Regions from separate parts of the Mus musculus genome. Here region 1 is linked to region 2. A link is a contact called in ENCODE Hi-C data. All regions are on one chromosome and are shown on one strand. The core of a region is the stretch at or near the end of the contact, and the rest is flanking DNA. Distances in the headings are between cores, read along the strand shown.

The links. Hi-C counts contacts between places; a loop is a spot of excess contacts on that map.
Region 1: a map of T-helper 1 cell shows a loop between it and region 2 (120-fold over the local background). The contact joins the promoter of Nsa2 here to the promoter of Vmn1r-ps103 in region 2. A Hi-C loop is called at or near these places in 3 of 37 maps with a recorded cell type or tissue (T-helper 1 cell, T-helper 17 cell and regulatory T cell).

What each region holds. Positions count from the first base shown.
Region 1 is chr13:97,136,469-97,139,723 of GRCm38, forward strand. Nsa2 (NSA2 ribosome biogenesis homolog) reads right to left here and starts at 1,458. Exons shown (of 6, transcript NM_021552.5): 1 at 1,287-1,458. The coding sequence starts at 1,289. It overlaps Gfm2 (G elongation factor, mitochondrial 2), which reads left to right and starts at 1,469. Exons shown (of 21, transcript NM_177266.5): 1 at 1,469-1,591.
Region 2 is chr13:22,439,815-22,443,278 of GRCm38, forward strand. Vmn1r-ps103 (vomeronasal 1 receptor, pseudogene 103) reads left to right here and starts at 1,458. Exons shown (of 1, transcript NM_134211.2): 1 at 1,458-2,429. The coding sequence starts at 1,458. The coding sequence ends at 2,429.

The DNA.
Region 1 (3,255 bases), core at 208-2,707, about 75 Mb after region 2:
CGGACGTGGTGGCGCACGCCTTTAATCCCAGCACTCGGGAGGCAGAGGCAGGCGGATTTCTGAGTTCGAGGCCAGCCTGGTCTACAGAGTGAGTTCCAGGACAGCCAGAGCTAAAAGAGAAACCCTGTCTCGAAAAACCAAAAAAAAAAAAAAAAAAAAAGAATGTTATTTTTCTAAAACACAATTTACATAAAACAAGATTTGCCAATTTTAGTTGTGGGTGTGTAGTTGTAATTCCTGCCCAATCATAAATTTCTGTATCCATTATATTCAAGATGGCATATTGATTTTTCCACCCCAGAATGTTCCTTTGTGCTACTCTAAGGTCTTCTTTTCCCATCTTCAACCTTATATTTGTATGGTTTACTCTGCCCAGTGAGTAGAATCTACAGGACACACATCCTTTTGCATCTGGCTTTTTTTAACTAGAATATATCCATTTATGTCTACCAGCTCTTAAGTACTTTATAGCACTTGGCCATATCCCAGTGTGTGGATATAAACTCATTTCTTTATCCATTTACCATATGATGTATATCTGGACTGTTCATTTTTTTCCATTGGTGATTAGGAATAAAGTTGTAATAAATATAGATGAATTCAGACCTTTGCTTGGAAACTGTCTACTGCTGTGTTATCTTCCAAAGTTGGTGTATTATTTTGCATGTTGTCAGTACTATATGGGATCCCATTTGTGTTTTAAATTGTTTCATTGTTAACAATGAAACTGTAGTCAGCATCTAGTTAGATTTGAACCCTCAAAACCAACCAACCTAATAAACAAACAGGCACAAAACCCAGCTCAGAGATTAAAACTAGGTAACAAAACCCTTATGGGTGTTGTTTTCAACTGCTATCACATAAACTTTGCAGCAACTACAAAGAAGGTTTATGGCATTCCACTTTGAAGAGAAACATCCAGTATAATGAGAATGGCAGGTCTGGTAATTCATATATAAAGAGAATGTTTTGTTCCGCAACTCATTCGCTGTTTGGCTTTTTGCAAAGAATATAGTATACTGAGCATTAAAACGGTGTGATGCGACTATAAAGTTATTATCACAAGTCTCAACTGCATTCCATTAGGTTGGCACTGACGCCACGGTAGCAAGATCAGGACTTTTATAGTGAACTCTTGTCTCATCCCAAGATTTGTGTTCCGGGTCCAGAAGCTGCATCTCACGCCAAGGCATCTCAGTTCCGCCTACCACGGTCCTCTCTCCCCGACAGCCCAACCACGCTAACCCCAGGCCCTTCGTCGCCCGCGTCCGAGGAGGCCTCCTTACCATGATGACAGCCGCGGAGCACCGGTCCGCGACCTCCCGGGTCTCAAAAAACTCTTAATTTCTGGATGTCACTGGTCCACGAGCCTGCCTCGTTCAGCCCAGGACGGGAAAGGGTAGTCCTTTAAGAAGGCCGAGTGGAGCGCAAGCGCCGCACAGCAGTTCCGTGACGTCTTTCCGTTCCTAGGCAGATGGGCGGAAATTGACAGCAGGAGAATTTTAGCTGAGACGCCACCGGAACTGCTTAGAGGGCGGAAGGTGCTTATGGAGCTTTTGTAAGCTGGGAGATCCGCGGGTTCCTTCTGCGGGTATGAGGGTGTCTGAGGTGGTGGGATGTGGTACCGTGTTGCCGGTTCCTCTCTTACTCCCCGGCGGACACTAGCAGAACCAGCCAGGCGCCCTGTGCGTGCCGCGGTCTTGCTGGTCTGCCACTGCTGACCTCGTAGCTGCTACTGACAGCGGGTTCCAGACGAGCACTCCCCGGCCTCCGGGCCCCGTCTGCCGGGTCACGGACGTGTTGCTTCATCCATTATGGAGGGCGACTGATTTGTTAGTCTGTTTCTGTCTCTCCTGTTGCTAGCGGATGCACAATTGGTTGAGATATGTTATATGGAAAATAAAACTACTGGCCAGGCCAGGAAAGCAAAAGGTACTTGGTTTTTGTGGACGCCCAGGACTTTCCCCCTAAGCTCTTGAGAAATCCTGTGTAATTAAGGGCAGTTTTTACCTTTTAGAAATCTGTGTGGTTTTTCCACCTTATTATTATTATTTTTTTTTTAAGATTTATTTATTTATTATATGTAAGTACACTGTAGCTGTCTTCAGACACTCCAGAAGAGGGAGTCAGATATCGTGATCGGATGGTTGTGAGCCACCATGTGGTTGCTGGGATTTGAACTCCTGACCTTCGGAAGAGCAGTCGGGTGCTCTTACCCACTGAGCCATCTCACCAGCCCTTATTATTTTTTTTTTTAAATGTGTAGTGCGTACCTGGTGCCCTCCGAGGCCAGAACAGGGTGTTGAATCATAAAAGATGGTTGGGGGGGCTAGTGGTTGCTGGGAATTGAACCTGGTCCTCTAGAAGGGCAGCCAAACTTAACCTCTGAGCCATCTCGTCAGTCCCCAGTTTTATCCTTGTACTGTAGTCACAGAAGTTCACTAGCTCCAATTTGGAACTACCAAAATTGAAAAGTACATCTCAAGAAGCCCTAGCACTTGGAGTCAAGCTGTTGCTTTTTTTTTTTTTTTTAAACATCCCTTCCTTTTTTGATGTTTTCGAGATAGTGTTTCCCTGTGTAGAGCTGGCTGTCCTGGAACTTGCTTCGCAAACAAGACTGGCCTCAAACTCAACAAAGGTCCGCCTGCCTCTGCCTCCAGAGTGCTGAAATTAAAGATGTGCACCACAACCGCTGGGCTTCAAACTATCATTTAAGTCCCCATAGTATAATGTTTTTGTTTGTTTGTTTGTTTAAATCAGAGCTAGCGCTGATTAGCATTCGTGTATTTTCAGGTGCAGTAAATTACGCAATTTCTCAAGCTAGAGTATGCTCCCTCTTCCCACATTGACTCCCTTACCTACTTTAGTTTTTTTTTTAGTTTTAATTTCACAGTTTTAGTGAAGCCTCCCTTGACACCATAACTGCTCCATTTCCCTTCCTTTCTGCAACATCGATGACAGTAGGATGTTGTATATTTCAGCCCCTCCCCCTAGTAGCCCTTGAGTTGGCTAGAGTCTGTGTGAGCACAGTCGTTGTTGTTGTTCACTGCTTTAGTTCAAATACTCCAAAAGCAATTTTAGACACACTTTTTATTAAATATGTGGGTTTAATTCTCATTCAGACCTGTGCTGTCATAGATGAAAGACGGAAACTGAGATTTCTAGTGATGTATCCAAGATTTCAGAAGACCCGAGAGTCCAGCAGCAATCTTCTAGTAGTAAAACATAGATATATTTAAAGACTCATCCAGACAG
Region 2 (3,464 bases), core at 208-2,707:
ATGTAAATGAGGAAAATACCTAGTAAAAAATATTGAAAAAAAAGAAAAATCAGGATGAATGGATATAATCTATCTCAAGGTCTTCGAGCTTTAACCTATCATGGGAATATCCATCCATCTAAACAGAAGTTTCTTCTCTTTTTTTAAAATTAATTTCCTTTAGCATTCCCAAATAATGGAGGAGAGGAGTCACTTCTCTATCCTGTAATAGTCTATTTCAATAGAAATGAATGACTTATTAGAAGTACCAGCAGGAAGGAAAGCAGGGAACAAAGGCACTCGAAGTCCTCAGAACACAAAAACCTATGGAGCCACTGGAGCATCTTGATTCCTTTCATTCTAGAAATGGTGCCCAAAGCTTACTAAAAATATCTGAGATATGAGAATGGAGTGCCACAACCTGAACAATAACATCCTGCTGAGGTTTAAGTTCTAAAATCAGCTCAGACTGATATAGAACAAAGCAGCCTGCCTAACAAACAGGTTGGAAAGAAACAGGAAGAGTAGCAGGCTGTAAAGCAAACTCTTAATATCTGCTACTCACATGGCAAATGTTGCCATGAACACTTAGATGGGAGAGTCCCTGCTCACAACTGTATACCTCAACCTACTGTGGTCATTCAGCCATATTGAGACCTCATAACTCATAAATCACACTCATCAATTGGCATCAGCTAACACTTCATTAATCTCCTCCCCCATCCCTCTCATCAGTAGGAAGCATCCCAGGGTTCTACCGGGCACTGTCCATGGCTACAACATGGTGGTTACATGAATTTTTCACTCAGGCTTTTAAGAACATCTTCCTGTGATTCAGATTTAACTGTGGGACTTTATCTAGAAAGTTTACACAATTTGACATGACACTAAGGACTACTTTTTAAAAGTATCTAGTAAACATTCATACAGAGCAAAATCAATCAATGATCAATATAAAAAACCTAACATATTGATATAGAAATTGAAGTTATAAACCTTTGAATTCAAATGCCATTCTAGAAATTGTTGGCTTTTCAAGATGCAGATAAGAAAGGAATATTGAACAAAGGAGGAGAGATGTTGCAGGTTTTGACTAGAAGGGTTTCTCAGGATCTGTGTGTGTTGTAAGGAAGGTAGTCAGATTCAGCATGAGTCTCAGGCTTTGGGAATTGGGTGAGAAAATATGTTCAAAAAATTTCAACATATATACAGATGTTGGAATTCAATTCAACAACACACAGAAGTAACAAAGATAATGCATACATTTTACAAATGAATACATACAAACACACGAACACACATGCAAAGAAACTTGAAGAAGTCAATGTTTCTAGAGTAAAGCTCAAAAATAATCTCCTTTAAATCTTAGCTTTGAATACCAGTTAATAATATCGTCTATGAGACCATGCAAAATATCCCACAGACCACAGGATAAAAGAGAAGTTTCAGAGACCTAAGCTGCAATATTACCTGTGTCCATGACTGCTTTTCAAACTCAAGAAAATGCTACTGTGCAAATTTGCTGTTCATACACATATCTAGCATTAAGGAGGCTTTCTTCAGAATGTGTTTGCATCCTGTATACAAGTTTTTCACCTAGGAAGGAAGACATGGTTTTGAAGTACATTGAGGAAATTATTTTCCCCTCCATGACAGTGCTTGGCACTCTGGGGAACATGTCTGTTTCTGTGAATTTTATGCTCAGTTGGTGGGGAAGCCCTGAGAAGAAGCCCATACACCTTATTCTCATCCACTTGGCCTTTACAAACATCATACTCCTTCTTACAAAAGGACTGCCCAAGGCAATAGAAACTTTTGGTATTAGAAATTTTCTAGATGACATAGGCTGCAAGATAATTGTTTACCTGGGGAGAGTGGCCCGGGGCCTCTCCCTCTGCACCAGCAGTCTCCTCACTGTGGTCCAGGCCATCATCATCAGTCCCAGAGCATCTGGGTGGAGGAGGCTCAGGCCAAAGTCTGCACAGCACATCCTTCCATTCTTGCTATTCTTTTGGATACTCAATGGTTTAATAAGTATGAACCTAATACATTCTATCATAAGTACAGGTATGAATATATCACAGCATAAGAATAGTGACAACTATTGCTATTTTATGCAAGAAAGTCAGGAAATAAAATGGATTGTTCTCCCTCTCATGGTCCTGAGAGATGCAGTGTTTCAGGGTGCCATGGGAGGGGCCAGTGGCTACATGGTATTTCTTCTCCACAAGCACCACCAGCAAGTCCTCTACCTTCAGAACTCCAAGCTCCTCTACAGAACTCCTCCGGAGCTGAGAGCTGCTCAAAGTGTCCTCCTTCTGATGCTCTGTTTTGTTTTCTTCTACTGGACAGATTGTGCCCTTTTTTCTAATTTTAAGTCTCTCTTCAAGGGACAATGCATTGATGGTAAATACTCTAGAATTTCTGAGCCTTGGTTATGCAACTTTTAGCCCTTTTGTGTTGATTCACAGGGATGGGCTTCTGGTTGATTTTTGGCATGCCCAGATGGAGAAATTGAGAAAATGTCACTCTCATTTATTTGTCCAATAGGTGTCAGAAGATGTCAGAAGACTGTGGGTAAGATGAAATCCCAAAGCAGCTTGTGCATGTAATTATTTTCAAACACTCTTTCTGGTGACTCACAGCCTTGAACTGAAAGAAAGACCTTAACAAATTACACTGATATAGACATCTCATTCTCTATTTTCCACTCTTGGAAGGATATTTAAAACTTTTCTATGTTTAAACTAAAGATTCTCTGCTTAGTTTCTTAAATTTGATCCATGCAATAAGACAGTAAAATGATTCTCATAATCCAAAGAACACATTCTTAAAAATATTTCTTGATGTAATGATTTAACATGAAATTGATGGATTTTTAAAAGAATGTTTATGTCTTAATTACAAAAATTTCTCAGTCACATCTGACTAGACAGTTTGGTACTTCATGGCTCTACTTTACAGTAGAATGAATAAGTATTAATATTTTGCTTAGCTGCACTTTACACAAAATATTTAAGTAAATAATATGTATTATTTTGTGCTATAGTCAATTAAATAGCATGATTATATATCTTTTTATTTATGTATATGTATATTTGTTAATGTATATCATAGGTATTTGTACAGGTGCACACATAGGTCTGAAGAGAACTTTAGGTCCCAAGGAGCTAGAGCGACCAGTTATCATGAGTCCTATCATGTGGGTGTTGAGGAAACAGAGTTCTCTGCAAGAGGATCATGTCTTTCCACCATCCCTTCAGCTCCTTGTCTTTCTGATGTAAATGAGACTTGTCTGTAGGTTACATCCATTGCTCATGTTATCCTCACAGCTCTTATGTTAAACCTTTTTCTAAGTATCTGAAATAAAGAACCAAACCAATAAAGCATCTTCTAAGTCAATCTTTGTCATTTGACTCAAAAGGATGTGATATAAAAACATGGAGAAGATGTGAAGAAAGATGTGTTTAATCTGAGTGATGGAG